2 separate regions of the Homo sapiens genome follow, and region 2 is linked to region 1. A link is an interaction called in ENCODE POLR2A ChIA-PET data of the cell type or tissue named here. Cell type or tissue: OCI-LY7. All regions are shown on one strand. Links, peaks and the distances in the headings refer to the core of each region. The heading gives the core; the rest is flanking DNA. Region 1 overlaps GNG7 (G protein subunit gamma 7). Region 2 overlaps GNG7 (G protein subunit gamma 7).

Region 1 (10,291 bases), core at 881-3,380:
TGAGCGTTGATCGCGCCACTGCTCTCCAGCCTGGGCGACAGAGGGAGATTCTGTCTCTAAAAAAATAAAAAGTAAAAGTAAAAGTAAATAAAAATAAAAATCTTTTTTTTTTTTGAGATGGAGTCTCGCTCTGTCACCAGGCTGAAGTGCAGTAGTGTGATCTCAGCTCACTGCAACCTCCGCCTCCCGAGTTTAAGCGATTCTCCTGCTTCAGCCTCCCCAAGTAGCTGGAACTACAGGCACCCGCCACCACGCCCAGCTAATTTTAGTATTTTTAGTAGAGACCGGGTTTCACCATGTTGGCCAGGATGGTCTCGATCTCTCAACCTCGTGATCCGCCTACCCTGGCCTCCCAAAGTGCTGGGACTACAGGTGTGAGCCAGCGCGCCCGGCCAAATCTTTCTTTCTTTTTAATAATTGGATTGACTTTGGTCTACGGTCTCCCCTGGGGCCCCATCCTTCTCTGGGGTGGGGCCATCCTGGGCACTGCAGGGTGCTCAGCAGCATCTCTGACCTCCGCCCACTCCATGCCAGGAGCATCCCAGTTGTGATAACCACACGTCCCCAAACATCGCCCAGTGCCCCCTGGGGGGCAGCATCACCCACATTTAAAAACAGTTCCAGGGTAGCAGCCTGCAAAGAAGGTGTGTCTGGGACCTGGGCATTTCATATCGGGGTGACCCAGCCTGGGAGAGGGGAGGGGCCTCAGTGAGAAGACTGAAGCCAGGACCCCCCCCAGGCAGGACCCAGGCTCCCACGGCACAAAAGCCCCAGGTCCAGGGTTCCTGGAAATGTTTTAAAATCCAGTCGACAAAAGATGAATAAAATACTTGTGAGTGTATAATCATGAATCCAGCCTGGATTCTGTTTGTCTTTATGCCAAGACAATTGTAAAATACAGCTTAGAATTTTTTTTTTTTTTTGAGAAATTTTTTTTTTTTTTTTGAGAGTCTTGCTGTGTCGCCCAGGCAGCGGTGCGATCTCGGCTCGCTGCAACTTCCACCTCCCAGTTCAAGCAATTCTCCTGCCTGAGCCTCCTGGGTAGCTGGGACTACAGGTACCCACCACCACACCCGGCTAATTTTGTATTTTTAGTAGAGACGGGTTTTCACCATGTTGGCCAGGATGGTCTCGAACTCCTGACCTCAGGTGATCCGTCCGCCTCGGCCTCCCAAAGTGTTGAGATTACAGATGTGAACAACGGTGCCTGGCCAACGTCGGACATTTTTAGAGCGGAGGAGGTAGCCTAGGAGGGCAAATGTGCCCCAGGCCCTGAGTGTCCCAACATGGCCCTGCAGCCAGGTAGAACCAGCCAGGGAAAGGGATGGTGTTTAAGGGACGTGGAAAAGGAATTCAGACAAAGAATTTCTGATGCAAGTTTAACCCGGCTGGTGGCTGCAGCCTACTTCCTGCTACAGGCTGCACAGTCTCTTGCTGAATTAGCACCTACGTTGAATTAGGTGAGTTTGCTTGAACTATACGTTGAATTAGGTGTTGAATTAACACATAGGGGGGCTTTGGGCTCTCAGCCCCTCATCTAAAGTCCATTGTCTCAAGCCACTGCCTCATTGGAAGAGCAGGTGTCTACACTACCTGGAGAGGGGGAGATCCTGCATTAATTATTTGGGGAGAATGCAATCTGTCCCCGCTCCTGCTCACAGTAGATACAAGAATAAACTCCCGACGGGGCAGATGGCATAAACCAGGGGGACCCCCAGCTCCTGGGACTCTTCCTCCTCTCTCCCTCCCCACTCAGGGTGTGGATTTCAATGTGTGCAGCCTCCTGGGACCTCAGTAGGAGAGATGGTCACGGAATGCAGAGTCTCTTGGGGAATCTGTGGATTCCCCTAACCTGGGCGGGGGGTCTCAATCAGGGGTGATCCTGCCCCCAGGGGACACTGGGCAATGTCTGGGGACATTTGTGGTTGTCATGCCTGGAGGTGCTCCCGGCATGGAGTGGGTGGAGGCCAGGACGCCACTCAGCACCCTGCAGTGCCCAGGATGGCCAGACCCCAGAGGATCTAGCCCCAGATGTCCACAGTACCTAGCAGGAGAGATCCTGATTTAATTAATTGGTGAGGGGGAAGATCAAGGGACCCTGGCTATGCCAAGAAACTCGGACTGCAGCAGTGTGTGGATCCTGAATGAGAAAGGTGCGAATCAGACAGAAGCTCGCAGCCTAAGGCCAGCGAAGGCCACGGCCACAGCGACATCTAAAGGCCGGCAAGTGCAATGCAGAATCCACCCAGGGAACTCGGGCCCCGCGCCTACCCCCGGGGTAAAGGGGGCCAGCCTCGCACAGGTGGGTCCGTTGCAGGCGTCTGTTGCGAGACCACATCCTCACCACCCGGTGAACGGCACTGGGAGCAGACTCAAGAGGCTCGAGAGGTCCCAGGAGGGCGGGAAGAGAGTTCCCCCAGCTACAGCCTGAGCATGGTCGCCAGAAAGCAGGTGCGGCGACTTTCCCTAGCACCCTCTCCCTGCCCTCTGTGTACCCGCAGGGGGGCCCTGCACGTCGGGTCTCAGGCACATGTGTGGTGAAATGCACACAACAAAAAAGCTCCCTTTCCAGACATCCAGTGGCATTCGTGCAGCCATCATCTCTAGCTAGCTCTAGAACATTCTCAGCCCCCCAAAAAGACACCCCATCCCTATCAGCTGTCACTTCCCATCCCCCTCCCCAGCCCCTGGCACCCACACATCCCCTTCCTGCCTCTCTAGACTGGCCTGTCCTGGACATTTCATAGAAATAGGATGACACACTGTGTGGCCTTTTGGATCTGGCATCTCTCACTGAGTGTGACATCCTCAAGGGGCATCCAGGCTGCACGTGGCCTGGGTCAGAGTCTCGTTCACGGCTGAGTCTCGTTCCAGTGTGTGGAGGGCCACGCTGTTTATCTATTTACCCACGGACGGACACTTGGGTCATTTCCACCTTTTAGCCATTGTGAATCGTACTGTATGAACATTTGTGGCAAGGTTCTATTTGAACACCTGCTTCCAATTCCTCTGGGCAGATAACTAGGAGCGGAATTGCTGGGTCATGTGGCGACTCCGCGTTCAGCCTTTTGAGGAACCACCAGACTGGTTTCCAAGGCGGCTGCCCCATCTTGCATCACACATCAATTCTCAATGCCAAGGCGTTCCTCAGCTTTTAAACAAGGCACTGAGGCAGGAGGCAGGCAGCTGATTGTTGAAGGTCACCCCGTAGCCATTGGCAGAGCCAGAACTTGCAGCTGTGATTTGTGCCGCGGCTCCTGCCCAAGCCCTCCTTCCCTGGCTTCAGTGCTGGGCTGGGCAAGGTGTGTGGAATAGCCCCGCTTTCTAGGCCACTTTCGGGGTACTGGGCGGCCACTGTCTGGTCTGAAGGTGCCATCTGTGACACTCTTTTTTTTTTTTTTGAGACGGAGTCTCGCTCTGTCGCCCAGGCTGGAGTGCAGTGGCGCGATCTCGGCTCACTGCAAACTCCACCTCCCAGGTTCCCACCATTCAGGCTCCCCCAGACCTCCGCCTCCAGGGAGCCCTCCAGAATGTCCTTCCTCCTGCCTTCAATGCTCCTCCCCATCCTGCAGGGGTCGGCAAGGATGTCCTCTCCTTAGAGACCTTCCTGGACACCACGTGGCACAGACTCTGTCCTCTTGGTGCCACCTCATCCTATTTTCTTTGTCTTTTCCGGTTTTTTTTTTTTTTTTTTTTTTTTTTGAGATAGGGTCTTGCTCTGTTGCCCAGGCTGGAGTGCAGTGGTGCAGTCACAGCTCACTGCAACCTCAGCCTCCTGGGCTCAAGTGATCCTCCTGCCTCAGCCTCCAGAGTAGCTGGAACTACAGGCACCCACCACCACGCCTGGCTAATTTTTTTGTATTTTTAGTAGACATGGGGTTTCACCATGTTAGCCAGGATGGTCTCGATGTCCTGACCTCATGATCTGCCCGCCTCGGCCTCCCAAAGTGCTGGGATTACAGGCATGAGCCACCACGCCTGGCCCATCTGTGAGATTCTGAAGAGCCACTGCTGAGCAATTAAGCTGCCCTCTGCAGTGGGAAATTTTCTTTGCAAGGAAGCAGCAAGGCGGAGGAGGCAGGAGGGTTCCCTAAGATTGTGCACCCACGGCAGCCAGCAATGTGCCTGACACAGTGAAGGGCCTCGGCAAAGGGGCGCCTCCTGTCCCCTTCAAATCCTTACGGGCCACCCCAGGATCTGGTGACCTGGAACAGACTCCTGTATGGGCCTTTTTCCCCTGGTGCCAGCAGGGAACAGGGCAGGATGGAAAAAACACCCAGTAGCCAGTGGCCCACTGATGTCACCAAGCTGCAGGGCTGCCCAGCATTGATTAAACACAGCTGGTGTGGGCCAGGCATGGCACCTCACACCTGTGATCCCAGTGCTTTGGGAGGCTGAGGCGAGAGGATCCCTTGAGCTCAGGAGTTCAAAACCAGCCTGGGCAAAATAGTGAGACCCCATCTCTAATTTATTATTATTATTTTGAGCCGGAGTCTCGCTCTGCTGCCCAGGCTGGAGTGCAATGGCACGATCTCGACTCATTGCAACCTCTGCCTCCCGTGTTCCAGCGATTCTCCTGCCTCAGCCTCCCGAGTAGCTGGGATTACAGGCGTGTGCCACCGTGCCCAGCTAATTTTTGTATTTTTAGTAGAGATGAGGTTTTGTCATGTTAGCCAGGCTAGAGACTCCATCTCTATTAAAAAACAAACAAAGAAAGGCTGGGTGTGGTGGCTCATGCCTATAATCCCAGCACTTTGGGAGGCCAAAGCGAGCGGATCACCTCAGGTCAGGAGTTTGAGACCAGCCTGACCAACAGGGAGAAACCCCGTCTCTCCTAAAAATACAAAATTAGCCGGGCATGGTGGCGGGTGCCTGTAATCCCAGCTACTCAGGAGGCTGAGGCAGAATTGCTTGAACCCGGGAGGCAGAGGTTGCAGGTTGCAGTGAGCCGAGATCACGCCATCGCACTCCAGCCTGAGCAAAACCCCATCTCAAAAAAAAAAACCAGACAAATATAGCTGGTGGGTTCTTGGGCAAGGCTGGTGACCAGGGCCCTAGGGGAGGATGTTTCCAAGAGCTGCCAAGAGCAGTGGGGCCCGGGTTCTGCCCGCCTCTTCCTCTGACTGTTTCCTCATCTGGGGTCACGGGATAAGTGCAGCTCCGCCTCCCTGGTCATGCAGGTGACTGTGAATGAAAGTGTCTTGGAATCAGAAGGTTCTGGCATGAAAGCTTTGCACCAGCCTTCCACCAGTGTGCTGCCCAGCACGTGACTATCGGAAAAACTTTAGCTTATTTCAGCCTAATTACATTCCGTTAACCCAAAGTCTCTGACGTTCAGGGCTGGATCATTCTCTGGGATGGGGCCATCCTGGTGCACTGCAGGGTGCTGAGTGGCGTCCCTGACCCCCACCCACTCCATGCCAGGAGCATCTCCAGTCGTGACAACCACAGATGTCCCCAGATATCACCCAGAGTCCCCTGGAGGCAAACCTGTCCCACTTAAGAACCGCTGGCCTGGACCAGAAACTGGATCTTTCAGGGAGGCAGAGCTCACCAGCCATCCAGGCACTGAGCCCGGCCCAGCCCTGCAGCTCTGACCCTGCCTTGGGCTGTGAGCTCTGAGGACCCCATCAATCTGATCAAGAAGCCACACTAGGTCACCTCAGACCAAGGACATTCTGCCATGATGCTTCAGACTGTTCTTCTCCCCATCCTCCTCTCCACCTCCAGCCCTCAAAGACCTGGCCTGGGTCCCCTCCCGTGGCTCCCAGACCTCCGCTTCCAGGGAGCCCTCCGGAATGTCCTTCCTCCTGCCTTCAATGCTCCTCCCCATCCTGCAGGGGTTGGCAAGGATGTCCCCTCCTTAGAGACCTTCCTGGACACCACGTGGCACAGACTCTCTCCTCTTGGTGCCACCTCATCCTATTTTGTCTTTTCCTTTTTATTTTTTTTTTTTTTGAGATAGGGTCTTGCTCTGTTGCCCAGGCTGGAGTGCAGTGGTGCAGTCACAGCTCACCGCAACCTCAGCCTCCTGGGCTCAAGTGATCCTCCTACCTCAGCCTCCAGAGCAGCTGGAACTACAGGTGTGCACCACCATGCCCGGCTAATTTTTTAAATGTTTTGTAGAGATACGGTCCTGCTATGTTGCCCAGGCTGGTCTCAAACTCCTGGCCTCAAGTGATCCTCCCACCTCGGCCTCCCAAAGCGCTGAGATTACAGGCGTGACTATTTCCTTATCTTCTAAGACCCTCTGTTTGGTTTGCCAGTGTGTCTGGGCATGTGCTGTCTCTGTGTGACACATGCTCCCTGAGAACAGGACTTGATTCCACCTGTATCAGGCTGGGCCCCCAGCACCTAGGCTGTCCCTGGCACACAGTGAGTGTCGGGTCAATATTTGCGACTGACCGACGGGTTGGCCTTCCATCTACTCTTCCACTCACCAGCTTCTCCATCTTGCCCAAATCCCTGCCAACCCCAGGGCACTGAGGACACAGATTACTCCTCACCCATGCCCCTTGCAAAGCTCTCAGCCACATTTTTCTCTTTTCTACCTGTATGTGTGTGGTGTGTGTGTGTGTGTGTGTGTGTGTGTGTGTATCTCACTCTGTTGCCCAGGCTGGAGTGCAGTGGTGCAACCTCAGCTCACTGCAACCTGCACCTCCCCTGTTCAAGCGATTCTCCTGCCTCAGCCTCCCAAGTAGCTGGGATTACAGGCACGTGCCACCACACCCACCTAATTTTTGTATTTTCAGTGGAGACGGGGTTTCGCCATGTTGTCCAGGCTGGTCTCGAACTCCTGACCTCAAATGATCCACCCGCCTCGGCCTCCCAAAGTGCTGGGATTACAGACGTGAGCCACCGTGCCCAGCCTGTTCTATTTTTTTTTTAATAAACAATTTTATTTGGAGTAATTTTAGATTTACAGGAAAGTTGCAAAGAGAGAGTCCCCGCCCACGCCTCACCAGCTTCCTCTTCAGGGGCCACCCTGTGTAACCACAGGGCATTGCTCACAGCTGGGGAACGCTGGCACCTTCCTAGTAACCAAATGCCACAGCGATTCAGCTTCCCTCAGTTTTCCCCTCACGACCTTTCCTGCCCCATTGTGACCCCATCCAGGAGCCCATGTGGCATCTGACCGTCCCATCTCCGTGGGTTCCTCTGGGCTCTCAGTTTCTTGGTCTTTCTTTGGTATTTCCATGAACTTTTTTGTTTGTCTCTTTAAGAAAACGGTTACTATCCATGAAAAACAAACAAACAAAAAATGTCATTCTGGCTACCCTGAGAGCTTATAATTGCTATTTTAAAATGAATGAATACCTATTTGATTGACATTTTCTCAGTTTTGATTTCAAATTCAACAAATATCCGTAAGTAGAAGGCATATAAACAAAAGCTCCTTGGAATAATCGTCAGGACCAGAGAGTTTGAGAACCTTTGTCCTAAGCCAGGGGTTAGCTAACTACGGCCCCTGGACCACATCTAGCTGACTGTGTGTTTTTGTAAATAAAGTTTTATTGGCACACGGCCACACCCACTTGTTGACATATTGCTTGTGGTGGCTTTCCCGCTACAATGGCAGGCAGAGACTGTCCAGCCTGCAAAGGCTAAAACATTTGCCATCTGGATCTCTGCAGAAAAGTTTGCTACCCCAGGCCTCGCACATAGTAAGTTCATAGCAAGTATTTGTTTATAGTAAGGCTGAGCCCTAATCAGGGTGAAGGGCAAGGTCAGACATCGGAGGACCACTGAAATGTCCATTCTGTCCCACCTGGTACAGCAAACGCCACCATGGAGCAGGACTCAGCCATGAAAAGGAACAAGGCTCTGATGCCGGCCACAGTGTGGATGGACCTTGAGGACATCACACTCTATGAAAGGAGCCAGAGACAGAGGGCCACGCAGTGTGTGATCCCATTTCTACGAAATGTCCAGGACAGGCCCATCCATGGGGACAGGGAGGGGATGCGTGTGTGGCAGGGCTGCCGGGGGGAGATGGGGAGTGACTGCTCATGGGGGACAGGGCTTCTTTTGGGGGTGATAGGATGTTCCGGAATTAGATAAAGGAGATGGTTGCACAACTCTGTGAATGTAAAAACCGCTGAGCTGCACATTTTTAAAGGGTGAGTTTTACGCTGTGTCAGTTATATCTCAATAAAGCTAATCCTAGCATTTTGGGAGGACGAGGGGGGGGCGCGGATCACCTGAGGTCGGGAGTTCAAGACCAGCCTGACCAACATAAAGAAACCCCGTCTCTACTAAAAATACAAAATTAGCCAGGCATGGTGGTGCGCGCCTGTATTCGCAGCTACTTGGGAGGCTGAGGCAGGAGAATTGCTTGAACCCGGGAGGTAGAGGTTGCAGGTTGCAGTGAGCCGAGATCGCGCCATAGCACTCCAGCCTGGGCAACAAGAGCAAAACTCTGTCTCAAAAACAGAAAAGAAAAGAGGAGAGGGGAGGGGAGGGGAGGGGAGGGGAGGGGAGGGGAGAGGAGAGGACCCTGTAGAATGAAAGAAAGGCAGATCCCCCTGCACCCTGGCTACAGGCCGTCGTCCCGACCCCTCTCTCTGCAGGCAGGTCACTGCCCCCCTCACAAACCTCTGTCCTGATCCCCCAACCCACACACCAGAGCTGGGCCCATGCACCGGGAAACCTGCCACCCCAGGGGCCACTCCAGTCTCAGACCAACAGGATATTAAAAAAGGCGAAACCTCAGAACCGTTTCCTATCGAAACCAATTAGAAAGCTCTTGGGTATGAGTCCAATGTTTTCAAGCAACTAAAGGCAAAAGAGAAGATTTTCAACGAAACATCCCAGCTGGGGGTGAGCTTCTTAGGGTCCTGTCATCGGCCACCCTAGAGGGACCTAGGGGTGAGCTTATGCCGTCAGCACCCCCAGCCAACGTGGGTCGGCCAGTTAGCTGGGCGTGGTGTTGTGCGCCTGTAATCCCAGCTACTTGGGAGGTTGAGGCAGGAGAATTGCTTGAACCCGGGAAGTGGAGGTTGCAGTGAGCCGAAATCGTGCCATTGCACTCTGGCTCCGGGCAACAGAGCAAGACAGCTCTGTGCAGAGAACAGACTCCTGCGGTGGAAATGCTGGCTGCCTTTGAGGCTGGGTTCTGTGACCTTGGGTTTCCCAGCCTGAGCTTCCAGTTTCATTTATAAAAGGGGTGACGTGGCCGCCTTCCTGCAGGCGCTCTGAAGGTGGCAGATTACACAGAGGTGGTACGACTCATACAGGTTTCTGCAAACGGGGGCCCCATCAACAGTCACCTTTCCTTAGCACAGCGCCTTCCTCCTGGGGTGACCTCGCCCCTTCCTGCACACCCCAGGAGCTTCCTGAGACCTGAGTAAAGCTCACTTCCCTTGCAAGGGGTTTAGTGACGTCCCTTCAAAATTCTTGTCCACGGGGAACCTCGGAAAATGACTGTTACGGACTAATTGCATTTGCTTAAAACTTATGTTGAAGCTGGATGTGGTGGTCCACACCTGTGGTCCCAGCTACTCGGGAAGCTGAGGCGGGAGGATTGCTTGAGCCCTAGGATTTCAGGGCTGCAGTGAGCTATGATGCTGCCACTGCACTCCAGCCTGTGCAACACAGCAGCAAGACTCCAGACACAAAAAATTAATTAAAGAAAAATGGCTGGGCACAGTGGCTCACTCCTGTAATCCCAGCACTTTGGGAGGCCGAGGTGGGCAGATCACCTGAGATAAGGAGTTCGAGACCAGCCTGACCAACATGGACAAACCTCATCTCTACTAAAAACACAAAGTTAGCCGGGCGTGTTGGTGCGCGCCTGTAATCCCAGCTACTCGGGAGGCTGAGGCAGGAGAATTGCTTGAACCTGGGAGGCAGAGGTTGCAGTGAGCCAAGATGGCACCACTGCACTCCAGCCTGGGTGACAGAGCAAGACCTCATCTAAAACAAACAAACAAACAAACAAACAAAAACAAAGAAGGAGACACAGAGAGACAGCAGAAAACAGAAGCAGAGACTGGAGCAATTCGACGGTAAGCACAAGCCAGGTTTGCCAGAGCCCCCAGAAGCCAGAGGACGCGGAAGGATCCTCTCCTGTAGCGCCCAGGGGAGCACAGCTCTGCAGACAGCTTGGTTTAGTACTTCTGCCCTCCAGAACCGTGAGAGGACACACGTCTGCGGATTGATACTTCCGGGTCTGTGGTCACCTGTTATGGCAGCCACAAGAGGCTCGTCTGCCCCTTTTCTCTCCCCTTCCTTCATGCTGATCACCACGGAGGAGTGAGTTCGATTCCCTCTGCCTGCCCAAAACCCTCAT
Region 2 (16,151 bases), core at 8,486-10,985, 67 kb after region 1:
CCCAACTATGTTTAAAACTCTCCAGCTGATCTCAGACAACCCACCTTCCACCAACTCCCAGCAGCTCAGGAGCCTTTCTGATGACCACCCTGGCAGTTGCAGGAAGGCCGAGGACCACCCCGGATCCCCCTGGACACCGGTGGCTCTGAGCCTCGACCTGGCCAGCACCAGCCAAAAGGACCAACCCTCCAAGTGCTGACGAACGAGGTGAATGAGGCTCAAGGTGACGTTGTCCGGCCTGCCTTCTGCCTCACACGCTTCCCCCAGCTTCAGCCGCCTCCCCGAGACCCGAGAGCTGGGGAGGAGCCAGGCAGGGGAACGTTCGTCCTGGCTGAGCTCCGAGGCCATGTCCAGGGGTCATGAATTTGAGGTCAGCCCTGAGGCGGGAAGGTGACGGGTAGCATGCGGAGCCCCAGAGAGACAACACCTGGCCCATTCAAAGGGCATCAGGCACCGCTCCTGCCCCAGTGGGTGTGAAGCCCAATGTCATCAGCTCCTCCAACTACTCTGAGAAGCTGGGAGATGTTCTATTGTAAAATCTCCTGATTTTTAGTTTCATTTTATTTTATTTTATTTTTTTTTAAGATGGAGTCTCTGGGAGGCCGAGGCGGGTGGATCACGAGGTCAGCAGATCGAGACCATCCTGGCTAACACAGTGAAACCTCGTCTCTACTAAAAATACAAAAAATTAGCCGGGCGTGGCAGTGGGCACCTGTAGTCCCAGCTACTCGGGAGGCTGAGGCAGGAGAATGGCATGAACCCGGGAGGTGGAGCTTGCAGTGAGCCGAGATTGCGTCACTGCCCTCCAGCCTGGGTGACAGAGTGAGACTCCGTCTCAAAAAAAAAAAAAAAAAAAGATGGAGTCTCGCTCTCTCACCCAGTGGCGCAGTCTCAGCTCACTGCAACTGCTGCCTGCCAGGTTCAAGCAATTCTCCTGCCTCAGCCTCCCGAGTAGCTGGGACCACAGGCACCTGCCACCATACCCAGCTAATTGTATTTTCAGTAGAGACAGGGTTTTGCCATGTGGGCCAGGCTAACCTCAAGTCATCCTCCTGCCTCAGCCTCCCAAAGCACTGGGATTGCAGGCGTGAGCCACTGCACCTGGCCTATTTTTAAATATTTTGTAGAGATGGGGTCTCACTGTGTTGCCCAGGGTGGTCTAGAACTCCCAGCCTCAAGCAATCCTCCTGCTTCAGCCTCCCAAAGTGTTGGAATTACAGGTGTGACGCCCGATTTTTTTTTTTTTCTTTTGAGACAGAGTCTCACTCTGTCATCCAGGCTGGAGTGCAGTGGTGCGATCTCAGCTCGCTGCAAACCCTGCCTCCCATGTTGAAGCAATTCTCCTGCCTCAGCCTCCTGAGTAGCTGGGATTACAAGTGTGTGTCACCACACCGGCTAATTTTTGTATTTTTAGTAGAGATAGGGTTTCACCATGTTGGCCAGCTTGGTCTCAAACTCCTGGCCTCAAGTGATTTGCCCGCCTCGACCTCCCAAAGTGCTGGGATTACAGGTGTGAGCCACCGCGCCTGGTCTGTGACCCCTGATTTTTAAATGCTGGCAATAATTCAAAGTTTAAAGCCACTGGGTTCTACCTTGGCCAGGTGACCAATGTCAACACCACCAGTGTGGACGTCACGTGCCCCTGATGTGTTCTCCCCAGAGCCCTGAACCCCAGACTATTCAAGAGCAAACATCATGGAAACTCACGTTGGGGGACATTTTACAAAACTCCTGACGAGTCCTCCTCAAAACCACTAGGTTGGCCGGGTGCGGTGGTTCATGCCTGTAATCCCAGCACTTTGGGAGGCCGAGGCGGGCAGATCACAAGGTCAGGAGATCGAGACCATCCTGGCTAACACGGTGAAACCCCGTCTCTACTAAACAATACAAAAAATTAGCTGGGCGTGGCAGCGGGCGCCTGTAGTCCCAGCTACTCAGGAGGGTGAGCCAGGAGAATGGCCGTGAACCCGGGAGGCGGAGCTTGCAGCGAGCTGAGATAGCACCACTGCACTCCAGCCTGGGTGACAGAGCGAGATTCCATCTCAAAAAAAAAACAAAACAAAACAAAACAAAACAAAAAAAAACCCAGCAGGTCATCAAAACCAATGAGTCTGAGAAGTGTCCCAGCAGAGTGTAAGGAGATGTCGGGAGTCAATGGCATGTGGGTTCCTGGAAAAAACAAGAAAATGGAAATAAAGACCGGGCGCCGTGGCTCACGCCTGTAATCCCAGCACTTTGGGAGGCCGAGGCGGGCGGCTCACCTGAGGTCAGGAATTCGAGACCAGCCTGGCCAACATGGTGAACCCCTGCCTCTATTAAAAATACAAAAATTAGCCGTGCAGGGTGGCAGGCACCTGAAATCCCAGCTACTTGGGAGGCTGAGGCAGGAGGATCATTTGAACCCAGGAGGTGGAGGTTGCAGTGAGCCAAGATCACACCACTGGCACTCCAGCCTGGGTGAAAGAGCGAGACTCCATCTAAAAAAAAAAAAAAAGAAAGAAAGAAAGAAAGAAAAATAAAATGTAAATAAAGTGTGGAGTTGAGTTCGTGATAATGTATGGATACTGGTCTTTTTAGAAAATTTCTTTCTTTCTTTTTTTAGAGAGAGGGCCTTGTACTGCTTTTGTATATTTTAAACATACAATTGTGTATATTTCCAATATATTTCAGAGTTTTCTTAGGATACATTTGTGATAATTTGTTACACAGAATTAGCTAACTAATATAGGCTGTTTCCAAAATTCAAAACTACCCTAAAAGAAATCTGAGGCCAGGGACCGTGGCTCACGCCTGTAATCCCAGCACTTTGGGAGGCCAAGGTGGGCGGATCACCCAAGGTCAGGAGTTTGAGACCAGCCTGGCCAACGTGGTGAAACCCCATCTCCACTAAAAATATAAAAACTAGCCAGGTGTAGTGGCACCTTGCCTATAATCCCAGCTACTCCAGAGGCTGAGGCAAAAGAATTGCCTGAACCTGGGAGCCAGAGGTTGCGGTGAGCCGAGATCACCCCACTGCACTCTAGCCTGAGCAACAGAGTGAGACTCCATCTCAAAAACAAAACAAACAAGAAAAAAGAATCTGAAATATAATGGAAATACACACAATTGTATGTTTGAAATATACAAAAGCAGTACAATCCACTCTTGAAGGGAATCAGAATCGTCACACTGCTGGGAAAAGGGCAAGGTCTCCAAAGGTGACTGGTGTTTTTGTTTTTTGTTTTTGTTTTGTTTTTTTTTGAGACAGAGTCTTGTTCCGTTGCCTAGGCTGGAGTGCAGTGGTGCAATCTCAGCTCGCTGCAACCTCCACCTCCTGGGCTCAAGCGATCCTCCTGCCTCAACCTCCCAAGTAGCTGGGATTACAGGCGCCCACAACCATGCCCGGCTAATTTTTGCATTTTTAGTAGAGACGAGTTTTTACCATGTTGGCCAGGCTGGTCTCGAACTCCTGACCTCAGGTGATCCACCCGCCTTGGCCTCCCACAGTGCTGGGATTACAGGCGTGAGCTACTGCGTCTGGCCTGCAAGGTGACTGTTTTAAAACACAGAGGACACCTGCTGAGATGCAAAGTCAGGGAGTGTTGAAGAAAACAGAGATCTCCTTATGTGATGGTCGTAACTCGCATTTCCACCCTCGACAGCGCCGACTCCATCGGGCAGCTTTTCTACATAGTCAAGTTTGAAAACTGTGCCATTGTACGTCACCAGAAACGGACTCGGTTAGAAAACAATGCTCTTTCGTAATGTATACCGTACTACTTTTCCTAAAACGGAACTGTCATAACGCCTCCCCCTCTGGCTGAGACTAGAATAGATAAAAATCCAGATTTTCACACACTCGGGACTGGTAATGTTTTAACACATGGAAAACGCGACAGGGTTACAGACTGCTTTAGCTTCTCCAAACAAATCCGCAACGGCGCCAAGCACTCCTAACAGTTGGACGTGTTCATAAATGAACCCAAACAGATCACGTTCTCGGAGACGGATGCACGCCAGAAATTCCTGTCGTGCCCCTGAAGAACTAACAGGTCTCTCTCTGCAACGGTGGACGACTGGTCAAACCCTGGAACCAGCCAGGAACAGCAGCAAGTGCACGGGCTCGGGAATGGGAATCTGGCTTTATGGAACCTCCAGGCTCAAGGGGACACCAGGAAGGGACAGCTTCGTGACCAAGCCCGGTGTGACCCACCAAAAATCTGCAACCACGAAGACCAGGAAATGCCAGCAGTGCCGAGCAGGAGAGGTCGCTTGACGGTAAAGAAGCAGGGAGCGTTATTTAGCAAACCAGGCTGGTTAAAGAGTAGAGAATATCAGATGTCGCGGCCCCTCTGCAGAGGACAGTTCTGAAGGACAGCGATGACCTAAATTGGCTCCTATGAGGGACTGCTGGGGGAAATATTTCCCCAGGATCCTATAAGATACAAAGAAAAACATATGAAAACAGAAAAGATATTCCCGACACTTGGGGGTCTCAATGGGGCGGGGGAGGTCTGAGGACATCTGTGGTTTTCACGATTGGGGGGAGCTCCTGGTATGGAGTGGGTGGAGGCCAGGGACACTGCTCAGCACCCTGCAGTGCCCAGGATGGCCCCTCCCCAGAGAATGATCCAGCCCCAATGTCCACAGCACCAGGGGGAAGAGACTCAAAGTTAATTATTTGGAAGAAAATATTGTTGAGCCAGATGCCTCAGAATGGGACCTTATTTGGAAACAGGGTTTCTGCAGATGGACTTATTATTAAGATGTGGTTGTGCTGGATTAAGATGAGCCCTAAATCCAATAACTGATGTCCTTATAAGACGAGGGAAATTTGGACACAGACCCACACAGGGAAGGGGGCCGTGTGAGGATGGAGGCAGAGACTGGAGCGATGTCACCAGCCCAGGGGCGCCAAGAACCGCCGGCCACTTGCCAGATGCTGGAAGAGGCAGGAAGGATCCTCCCCGGGAGCTTCTGGGCCGGGAACGGCCCTGCCCACACCTTCGTCTCAGACTTCTGGCTTCTAGAACTGCCAGAAAATCCATTTCTGTGGTTTTGAGCCATGCAGGTTGAAGTCATTTTCCATGGGCGCCCTCAAATATCCAAACTTCACCCCACAGAGACCCTCCCCTAGGCACCCACATCCTGGCATGTTCAGACACCCTCCTCGTGAACATGCACAGCCCCCAAGGCACCAGATAGACATTGATTTCCATCTAGAAGTGTCCGTCAAACCCTCAGCGATATATCTCTGCCGCCCAGGCTAGAGTGCAGTGGCACAGTCTCAGCTCACTGCAACCTCCACCGCCTGGCTCAAGCGATCCTCCCACCTCAGCCTCCCAAGGAACTGGGACCACAGGCGCGCACCATCATGCTTGCCTAATTTTTGTTTTCGCTTTCTGTAGAGATGGGGTTTCACCATGTTGCCCAAGCTGGTGTCAAACTCCCAGATTCAAGTGATCCTCCCGCCTCGGCCTCCCATAGTCCTGGGATTACAGGTGTGAGGCATCGCGCCCAGCCTCTTTGGTGGTTTTCAGGAACAGCTAGTTAGTTATTCTGCAGATGGAGGTTCAGGAGCTTGCACCACTTCCTAGACCCGGCTGGAGGAGTTGGGTGTAATTTTCAGCCGGGCGGGTGCAAGACTCAAAGAGATGTGTGGCAGAGAGAAGCTGTTCAGACAGCTTCTGGGGTTGCCAGGAAGAAACAAGCCACTTGCTCCGATCTGCACATTCCCTCCCTGTCCAGGGCTGATTTCCACCCAGGCAGGACTCCCGATTCCCAGAGAATCTCAAAGCAAGGCATTCTCCTGGCCGTGATCCGGCTCTCAGCTCTAAAGGGACTCCATATCTTTACTGCAGACCCAAATCTGTGTCACCACAGAGGAAAAACGGCCGCTTAATTACACTTGCATATATGCTCGCAAGAATTCTTCCAGGGAGCAGGATCTGGGAACGTCCTCTGGAGACAGGGCCTTCCAGGAGACGCTGAGCTCGGTGTTGGAGCATGGAGGCTGAATCTAATCCATCAACAGGATGCCACAGGGGAGCAGAGAATTCCATTTTTTTTTTTTTGCTTCAATTCCTTTCTATACAACCGTGGTTCTCAACCAGGGGTCCTTCTGGTCCCCAGGGGATGCTAGGTGGTGTCTGGGGGCATTTGTGACTGTTATGACTCAGGGATGCTCCTGGCGTGGAGTGGGTGGAGGCCAGGGATGCTGATCAGAACCTTGCAGTGGCCAGGACAACCCCACCCCAGAGAACGACCCAGCCCTGAATGCCAAGGGGGAGAGACTCTGCCTTAATTATTTGGAAAAATATTGTATCTGCTCCCTGTTGACACCAGACACTAGAAAAAATTCCCGATGGGGTGGATGGCAGAAACCAAGGGGGGCCCCAGCTCCTGCGATTCTCCTCCTCTCTCCCTCCCCACTCAGGGTGTGGATTACAATGTGTGCAGCCTCCTGGAACCTCAGGAGGACAGAGGATCATGAGACACAGAGTTTCTTGGGGATCTGTGGAATCCCCTAACCCCCGGGGGTCTCACCTGGGGGTGATTCTGCCCCCCATGGGGCACTGGGCAATGTCTGGGGACATCTTTGGTTGTCACAACTCGGGGTGTCCCTGGCATAGAGTGGGTGGAGGCCAGGGACGCTGCTCAGCACCCTACAGTGCCCAGGATGGCCCCACCTCAGAGAACGATCTGGCCCCAAGGTCCACAGTGACAGAGAGTGATAACCGCTGCCATAATCTATAGGACTGACCATAGCCACATGCATATGGTCACACAAACATGAGTGTGACTGTCCCTCTGACTCAAAGGACAAAGCCAGTCCCAACCTTTCTAACCCTGCCACCTGTGCTGACCACCAGTGGCCTCTGTGTGGATGTTAGTTAGGGTTCAGCAGCCTTAGGAAAACAGAACACCAGGCATCCAGACCTTCCACTGTGGCCCTGAGTGGAAGAGGAGGTGGCGGTGGCCGACGCCAACACTGTCACAGCAAGAAACAAGAGAGTGGGTGTGACTGTGGTCACTTCCATCTCAGGGCACATGCTACATTGAGGAAGTAAAACCTGGGGGGAGCGAGATATACAAGAAGTGAAAGGTGACTTGTAGAATGTTCTGGAATCTTCCAGAAGCTTCTGGAAACTTCCAGAATTTTCTGAAATATAGTAGGTATTGTGGCATAGCAAGGCTTTGGATTCAGAAGCTGCTGGGCTTGGGCACGGAGTCAAAAAAGTAACAGAGGAAAAGCCACGGAATGCAAACTTCCAGGGATGACATGGTTGCCACACAGTGGGCAGGTGGGTCACACCCACTGTACACAGGTCACACTTGGCTCTTTGAACTCAGTCACCTATTATGGGTGGAGGAACCAAATCCTGGGATGGGGTAATAAATGCATACGGTTTCAGTTTCCCCATCCACAACACAGGGAGAAGAATCAGATAAGGTGTCCAGTCTCGGAGGGTCCTGGGCAGCAGGCAGCGCCTCCAAGATCATCACCTCCAACCCTGATTCTGCCAAGCCCCAGCCTGGTAACTACTTCTCTCAAGGGGTCCCAGCTCTCAGAGCTAGGAGTGGCCTTCAACGCCAGGTCTACACCCCATGCCAACAGAATCCCTTCCCTGACCTTTGCACCAGCCAACCCATCCTCCGTCATGCAGCCTTCGACGATCGGAAACCAACAGCTTCTCATGACGGTCCCTCCGATTTCCAGACAAGCCTGATTCTTAAGCCAGCCCAGCCAAGCTACAGCTCCTATCCCATCTCCCCAAGAACAGACTTCATCGTTTTCTGAATTTGGTCCACGCCCATGGTGTCCGTGAGGAAAAATAACAACATAAGTAACATATAGTACAATGCTAATTTTTTGAGACGGGATCTTGCTGTTGCCCAGGCTGGAATGCAGTGGTGCAATCATAGCTCACTGCAGCCTCAACTTCCTAGGCTTCCAAGCAATCCTCCTGCCTCAGCCTCCCAAGCAGCTGGGACCACAGGTGTGCACCACCATATCTGGCTAATTTTTAATAAATTTTGTAGAGATAGAGTCTCACTATGTTGCTCAGGCTGGTCTCGAACTCCAGGGCTCAAGCAATCCTCCCACCTAAGCCTCCCAAAGTGCTGGAATTACAGGTGTGAGCCACCACACCCAGCCAATACTAATATTTATACATAATATATTGAATAATATTAGCAGTGATTCCAGCAATAACAGTGATAACCAGGACCACCACCCATCCAGGTCACAGCCTCGTAGTCCATCCCAATCTTTTCAATGACCCTAGGGAGTGATTCCTATCCTGTCTGACACACAAGGAAACAGAAAGGTTCCATGTTTTCTTCAAAATTCACACAGAAAGAAAGTCACATGGTGGCTAAGTAGGCATTCTAAATCCAATGCCTCACCATGCCTACATTCCAGAAAACTCTAGAAGGCTCTGGGAGTTTCTAGAAGGTTCCAGAAGATTCCAGAACCCTCCATGATTCGCCACCTTTCACTTTTTACATATCCTATTCCCCCAGGTCCCACTTCCTCAAAGCAGGACAGAATTTTCAACCCCTTGCATTCCCATCTGCATCTTCACCTTACTCATTGTATTAACTCCAGGCACCAGGTAGCACCTTCCTAAATTACCTGGGCTTGGCAAGACCTAAATCAAAGACATGACCTGCTCAGTAGTCCCAGATGTGAAGAAACTCAAAATCCAATGCCAGAATCCCTTAAAACAGAACCAGTCAGTGTCCACAGCTCTATTAGGCTTGACCCACAGTGGAGAAAGATGAGAAACCCACAGGGAGAAAAACAGGACCGTCTTCTTACAGTCTAAGACTGTCAGCCAGGCACGGCAGCTCACGCCTGTAACCCCAGCATCTTGGGAGACCGAGGAGGGAGGATCGCTTAAGCCCAGGAGTTCGAGCAGCCTGGGCATCATAGTAAGACCTTGTCTCTTTTTTTTTTTTTTTTTTTTTGAGACAGAGTCTCGCTCTGTTGCCCAGGCTGGAGTGCAGTTGTGCGATCTCGGCTCACCACAACCTCCACCTCCCAGGTTCAAGTGATTCTCTCTGCCTTAGCCTCCCCGAGTAACTGGGATAACAGGCACCCGCCACCATGCCTGGCCAATTTTAGTATTTTTAGTAGAGATGTGGTTTCACCATCTTGGCCAGGCTGGTCTCAAACTCCTGACCTCAGGTGATCCACCCGCCTCGGTCTCCCAAAGTGCTGGGATTACAGGCATGAGCCACCTTGCCCAGCCACCTGTCTCTATTTTTTAAAAAATTAAAACATTTTAAAATTAAAAATTAAAAGCTCTGAAAAGTGACCACATAGACTAACAGTGGGTTTTTTAGTAAAATACACTTAACACAAAATTTACAATTTTTTTTTTTTTTTTTTTTTGAGATGGAGTTTCCCTCTTGTTGCCCAGGCTGGAATGCAATGGTGAGATCTCAGCCCACTGCAACCTCCGCCTCCTGGGTTCAAGAGATTCTCCTGCCTCAGCCTCCTAAGTAGCTAGGATTACAGGCATGCATCACCACGCCTGGCTAATTTTGTATTTTAGTAGAGGCGGGGTTTCTCCATGTTGGTCAGGCTGGTCTTGAACTCCCGACTTCATTCGTTTCTTTTTTGAGACAGGGTCTTGCTCTGTTGCTCAGGCTGGAGTGCGGTGGTGTGATCACAGCTCACTGCAACCTTCGTCTCCCGAGCTCGCATGAGGGTCCCCATGTCCTACCTCCCCGTGAGCCCTTGTGATTGTTTGTTGTTCTGGTTTTTTAATTCTAGCCATCTTACTGGGCGTGAAGTGGTATCTCACCATGGCTCTGATTTGCATTTCCCTGAGGACTGACGCGGAGCATGTTTTGAAGTGAAACCGACAGTTTTTGTTTCTTTGATCCTCCTGTGTAACCCTCCCAAGTAGCTGGGACTACAGGTGTGCCCCAGCAGGCCTGGCTAATTTTTATTTTTATTTTTTTTGTAGCAACCAACTTTTTTTATTTTATTGTTTTTGAGACGGAGTCTTGCTCTGTTGCCCAGGCTGGAATGCAGTGGCACGATCTCGGCTCACTGCAACCTCCACCTCCCAGGTTCAAGCGATTCTCCTGCCTCAGCCTCCCGAGTAGCTGGGACTACAGGCGCCCGCCACCACGCCCGGCTAATTTTTTGTCCTTTTAGTAGAGATGGGGTTTCACCATATTAGTCAGGATGGCTTCGATCTCCTGACCTCATGATCCGCCCGCCTCGGCCTCCCAAAGTGCTGGGATTGCAGGCGTGAGCAACCTCACCCAGCCGGTCTCCAACTCTTGGACTCAAGTGATCCTCCCACCTCGGCCTCCCAAAGCGCTGGGATCACTAGCATTAGCCACATCACCGGGCCAGATCCTTCTTGCGCAGTGTTTGTGTGGACATACGCTTTCACTTCCCTTAGGTGTACGTCTAGGAGTCAACTCACAGGGTCATATGGAAACACTGTATGTAACCACTTCAGGAACTGCCAGGCTGTTTCCAGAGCAGCTGTACCACATGATGTTCCCAGCAGCGACGCATGAGGATCCCCGTGTCTCTACCTCCCCGTGAGCCCTTGTGATTGTTTGTTGTTTTGGTTTTTTTAATTCTAGCCATCCTACTGGGTGTGAAGTGGTATCTCACCATGGCTTTGATTTGCATTTCCCTGAGGACTGATGCGGAGCATGTTTTCAAGTGAAACTGATAGTTTCTGTTTCTTTGTTTTTGTTTGAGATGGAGTCTTGCTCTGTTGCCCAGGCTGGAGTGCAGTGGCGCAATCTCAGCTCACTGCAACCTCCGCCTCCCAGGTTCAAGGGATTCTCCTGCCTCAGCCTCCCAAGTAGCTGGGATTACAGGCGCGCGCCACCACGCCCGGCTAATTTTGTATTTTTAGCAGAGACTGGGTTTCACTATGTTGGCCAGGCTGGTCTTGAACTCCTCACCTCAGGTGATCCACCCACCTTGGCCTCCCAAAGTGCTGTGATTACAGGCGTGAGCCACCGCGCCCGGCCTGAAGCTGATAGTTTTTAACATGAGGGGTCCTGGTATAATCAACTCCACAGCTAGAAGGAAGCCGGAGTTTTACCTGGAAAAATGTGCAAGGAAACGTGGCTGGTTCCATCACGGAGATGAAAGAGTTTGTGCAAAATGCAGACAGAGCCATCTCATAAAAGAGCTACAGGGCGAGCTGGGCACGGAGGCTCACACCTGTCATCCCAGCATTTCGGGAGGCCAAGGCGGGCGGATCACGAGGTCAGGAGTTCGAGACCAGCCTGGCCAACATAGCGAAACCCCGTCTCTACTAGAAATACAAAAATTGGCCAGGCGTGGTGGCACGCACCTGTAGTCCCAGCTACTCAGGAGGCTGAGGCAGGAGAATCACTTGAACCCGGGAGACGGAGGTTGCAGAGATCACACCACTGCACTCCAGCCTGGGCAACAGGGCGAGACTCCATCTCAAAAAAAAAAAAAAAAAAAAAAAAAGAAGAGCTACAGGGAGGCAGGGGTCATCCCTGCCCCTGCTCCCACCCCATCCGGTGAAGTCTCCCACTCCACGCCATGAGCCTTGGTTTCCTCATCTGAAGACAGAGCCTCAGAAGAGCTGCCAGGGGTTGCTCTGGGGGTAACTGCAATGCTGGGGTGAGGGGCAATCGGAAACCTGCAGCTGCAACTGTAGGAGTGAGGGAGGCATTCAAATAACAGTCTACTGCATTCTAGAAGATTCCATCCTGGGCTCACTGAATAAGGACTCCCGGCAGGACACGGTGGCTCACGCCTGTAATCCCAGCACTTTGGGAGTCCGAGGCGGGCAGATCACGAGGTCAGGAGATCGAGACCAGCCTGGCCAACGTGGTGAAACCCCATCTCTTTAAATTTTGTAAAAATACAAAAATTAGCTGGGCGTGCTGGCGCATGCCTGTAATCCCAGCTACTCGGGACGCTGAGGCACGAGAATCGCTTGAACCCGGGAGGCAGAGGTTGCAGTGAGCCGAGATTGTGCCACTGCACTCCAGCCTGGGCGACAGAGAAAGACTCCGTCTCAAAAAAAAAAAATAGAGATGGGTTCTCACTATGTTGCCCTAGGCCAGCCTGGGTGGGAGGCCAGGCTGGTCTCGAACTCCTGACCTCAGGTGATGTGCCTGCCTCGGCTCCCAAAATGCTGGGATTACAGGTGTGAGCCACCACTCCCGGCCAAGACCCGCATCTCTAATTTTTTTAAAAAGACTATTTTCCCCGGAATACCTGCTAGATACTCTCCACGCCTTCTGTGTGGTCTTCTTACCTGCTCTTGAGGTAGGAGCCTCTTCTACAGATAAAGCCAACAAACAAAAACGATGCTCAGGCCAAAGAAGAAGATGCAGGCTCTGATAAAGACTGGCAGTGGGGAGGCGGGTGGGAGCCCGGAAACTTCAAGGTGTCACTGAAGCACAAGGTGACATCAGACAGGGAGAAGAAACAGGGGAGCTGGAGCAGGCGGAGATGGTGAAAGCCTGAACCGAGGGCATTCCAGGTGAGGAGAAAAACAAGAGAGAGACCCTGGAGGAGGAGGGAGGGAAATTAACTGAGCTGTGAAAAACCTGCCTGGGGCTGACCGGCTCTTGCACAGGGACGGGCCAGCTCGGGCAGGGACGGGCTTGCTGCCGGGAGGTACCCGTGCAGAAACAAGAAAGGAGCTCCTGCAGGGGCTGGCTAGGGAGCTGGTGGACAGCATCGGCCAGAGGAGCTCAAATCCGCCCTCAGCCCCAGGGGGCCGAGCTGCAAAAGCGACGTCAAATGGACAAAAATCCCACCGGGCACAGAAGTGCGACCAGCAAGTCTATGGGTTTAAAAATAAATGATGGGGCCGGGCGCGGTGGCTCACGCCTGTAATCGCAGCACTTGGAGAGGCTGAAGCCAGGTGGCTCACTTGAGGTCAGGAGTTCGAGACCAGCCTGGCCATTTTTTTTTTTTTTTTTTTGAGATGGAGTCTCACTCTGTCGCCCAGGCTGGAGTGCAATGGTGCGATCTCGGCTCACTGCAAGCTCCTCCTCCTGGGTTCAAGCAATTCTCCTGCCTCAGCCTCGCGAGTAGCTGGGATTACAGGGGTCCGCCACCACGCCCGGATAATTTTTGTATTTTTAGTAGAGACGGGGTTTCACCATGTTGGCCAGGATGGTCTCGATCTCTTGACCTCGTGATCCGCCTGCCTCAGGCTCCCAAAGTGCTGGGATGACAGGCGTGAGCCACCGTGCCCGGCCCGCACCAGTGCTGTTGATGGAGGCCCCAAAGTGGTAGCGACACAAGTGACCCTGGACGGATGCACGGATCAACGTAGCGTGGTCCATACACACCCCGGAGTATGATTCAGCCTTCAACAGCAGGCAATCCTGACACAGGCCACGATGAGGATGCACTTTGAGGACCTCAGTCTCAGTGAGAGAAGCCAGGCACAGAAGGACACATCCTCCGTGATCCACTCCTAAGAGGTTCCCAGAGCCCTCAGATTCACAGAGACGGAAAGTAGGATGGGGGCCGGGCACAGTGGCTCATGCCTGTAATCCCAGCACTTTGGGAGGCCGAGGCGGGTGGATCACCTGAGGTCAGGAGTTCACGACCAGCCTGGCCAACATGGAAAAACCTCGTCTCTACTAAAAATACAAAAATTGGACGGGCGCAGTGGCTCACGCCTGTAATCCCAACACTCTGGGAGGCCGAGGCGGGTGGATCACCTGAGGTCAGGAGTTCAACACCAGCCTGGCCAACATGGAGAAACCTTGTCTCTACTAAAAATACAAAAATTAGACAGGCGTGGCGGCACACGCCTGTAATCCCAGCTACTCAGGAGGCTGACGCAGGAGAATCGCTTGAACCCAGGAGGCAGAGGTTGCAGTGAGCCAAGATCGCACGACTGCACTCCAGCCTGGGTGACAAGAGCGAGACTCTGTCTAAAAAAAAAAAAGAAAGAAAAAAGAAAATAAAGTAGGATGGGAGTGCCAGGGGCTGGGGAGGGGGCTGGGGAGTCTGTGCTTCATGAGGACACAGTTTCAGTTTGGGAAGATGAGAAAGTTCTGGAGGGGACAGTGGTTGGTTAAATGTACCCAAAAAATGGTTAAACGGGGAAATTTTATGTTACATGTAATTTACCACAATGAAAAATGAAGAGAAGGCTGGGTGCAGTGGGTCACACCTGTAATCTCAGCACTTTGGGAGGCCGAGGCTGAAGGATAGCTTGAGCCTAGGGGTTGGAGACCAGCCTGGCCAATATAGCAAGACCCCATCTCTACAAAAAAATTTAAAAATCAGCCGGGCGTGGTGGCATGCACCTGTGGTCCCAGCTACTTGGGAGGTTGAGACAGGAGGATGGCTGGAACCCAGGAGGCAGAGGCTGCAGGGAGCTGTGATCGCACCACTGCACTCCAGCCTGGGTGACAGAGGGAGACCCTGTCTCAAAGTAAAGTAAGGGAAGCAAAACAAAAGAAAGTGAGAGAGGGGAAGCAGCTGAGAGTCAGAGACGGGGGACAGGGTGGGAAGTCACGAGGCCCCGTCCACTGTGTGTCAAACGTCGGATGCCCAGTAACGTCCGTGACCGCCCGGTGTCCTCCTCCCGAGACGAGGGCCTGGTGGGCAGGGGACGGCCTTGAACACCCAGCGACACCCTGCCGTTGTTTGCCCAGTGAAAAGAGGCCACTAAGAAAAGGGCCTTGGCAAAACAAAGGGCCCCATTCACTGTCCCCGCGAGAGGAGGCCTGAGCTCTTTCTCGCCAGAGCTCTCCTGTCCCGGCCCAGTTTCACTTTCCAAGGACACTCCAACCCCACCTCAGCCCCCACCGATATCCTGCTTTCCAACAATCCTCTGCCTTTACCAGACACTTCATCAGAGCGAGAATGTGGACCCAGGGGTGTCATCTTGGTCCCAGAGGCCAGGGGGCAGAAAGTGCCAGCTGTCAGGCAGTTTCCCAGCCGTGTGTGGTCTCTGTCTCAGCATTTTTTTTTTTTTTTGAGACAGAGTCTCACGCTGTCGCCCAGGCTGGAGTGCAGTGGTGCGATCTCAGCTCACTGCAACCTCCGCCACCCGCGTTCAAGCGATTCTCCTGCCTCAGCCTCCCGAGTAGCTGGGATTACAGGCACCCGCCACCACGCCTGGCTAATTCTTGTATTTTTAGTAGAGACGGGGTTTCACCACATTGGCCAGGCTGGTCTCCAACTACTGGCCTCAGGTGATCCACCCACCTCGGCCTCCCAAAGTGCTGGGATTATAGGCGTGAGCCACCGTACCCGGCCTCCCCCCTCCTTTTTAAAAATGTTGCATCTCAGGCAAAGCTGCGCTCAACACCCCGGCCCGGTGCCTGCTTGCTTCAGTCTCCAGCACTGGGATCCCGGCCAATCCCCGCAACACATTCGGGACCGGCAGGACGCATATGTCTCCAATCAGAAGGGAGATGTCTCTCCTGAGCTCTCTTCAGTGTTTGCCGCCAAGATGGGGAAGACGACGAGTTTCCAACACCCTGAAACGATCCCAAGGAGCGGAGCCTTTGTAGGGTGGGGTCAAAAGAGACTTTACTTACTTTTTTTCTTTCTTTTTTTTTTTTTTTTGAGACAGAGTCTCGCTCTCTCGCCCAGGGTGGAGTACAGTGGCACGATCTCGGCTCACTGCAAGCTCTGCCTCCCAGGTTCACACCATTCCCCTGCCTCAGCCTCCTGAGTAGCTGGGACTACAGGCGCCCGCCACCACATCCAGCTAACTTTTTGTATTTTTTAGTAGAGACGGGGTTTCACCGTGTTAGCCAGGATGGTCTCGATCTCCTGACCTCGTGATCCGCCCGCCTCGGCCTCCCAAAGTGCTGGGATTACAGGCGTGAGCCACCGCGCCTGGCCACTTTTTTTCTTTTTTTTTTTTTTGAGACAAGGTCTGGCTCTGTCACCCACACTGGAGTGCAGGGGCATGATCTTGGCTCACTGCAGCCTCAACTTCCTGGGCTCAAGCGACCCTCCTGCCTCGGACTCCCGAGTAGCTGGGATTACAGGCATGCGCCACTATACTCAGTTAATTTTTTTCTCTTTTTTGTAGAGATGGTGTCTTACTATGTTGTCCAGGCTGGTCTCAAGCTCCTGGGCTCAAGCAATCCTCTCATCTTGGCCTCCCAAAGTGCTGGGGTTAGGCTGGGCATGGTGGCTCACACCTGTAATG

What was found. Peaks named below come from ENCODE experiments on the same cell type or tissue, not always from the same donor. Only the 100,000 strongest peaks of a DNase experiment are listed, where the experiment ranks them.
Region 2: POLR2A ChIA-PET joins it to region 1 with 10 read pairs; 6 of 35 experiments call an interaction of 5 or more read pairs at or near these places.

The regions. Positions count from the first base shown.
Region 1 is chr19:2,611,779-2,622,069 of GRCh38, forward strand. The region is part of intron 2 of GNG7 (G protein subunit gamma 7); the gene reads right to left. Among named protein-coding and RNA genes, the nearest start is that of MIR7850, 14 kb to the right of the region's middle. RefSeq lists enhancers at 7,393-7,687, 9,020-9,319, 10,199-10,291. In OCI-LY7, for the core only: CTCF peaks have their summits at 2,207 and 2,406; DNase peaks (open chromatin) are centred at 1,423, 2,313 and 3,021; H3K4me3 peaks cover 1,421 bases; H3K27ac peaks cover 2,083 bases.
Region 2 is chr19:2,671,214-2,687,364 of GRCh38, forward strand. The region is part of intron 1 of GNG7 (G protein subunit gamma 7); the gene reads right to left. Among named protein-coding and RNA genes, the nearest start is that of GNG7, 23 kb to the right of the region's middle. RefSeq lists a silencer at 6,869-7,017. In OCI-LY7, for the core only: no CTCF peak of the experiment used is centred there; DNase peaks (open chromatin) are centred at 9,838 and 10,508; H3K4me3 peaks cover 605 bases; H3K27ac peaks cover 1,742 bases.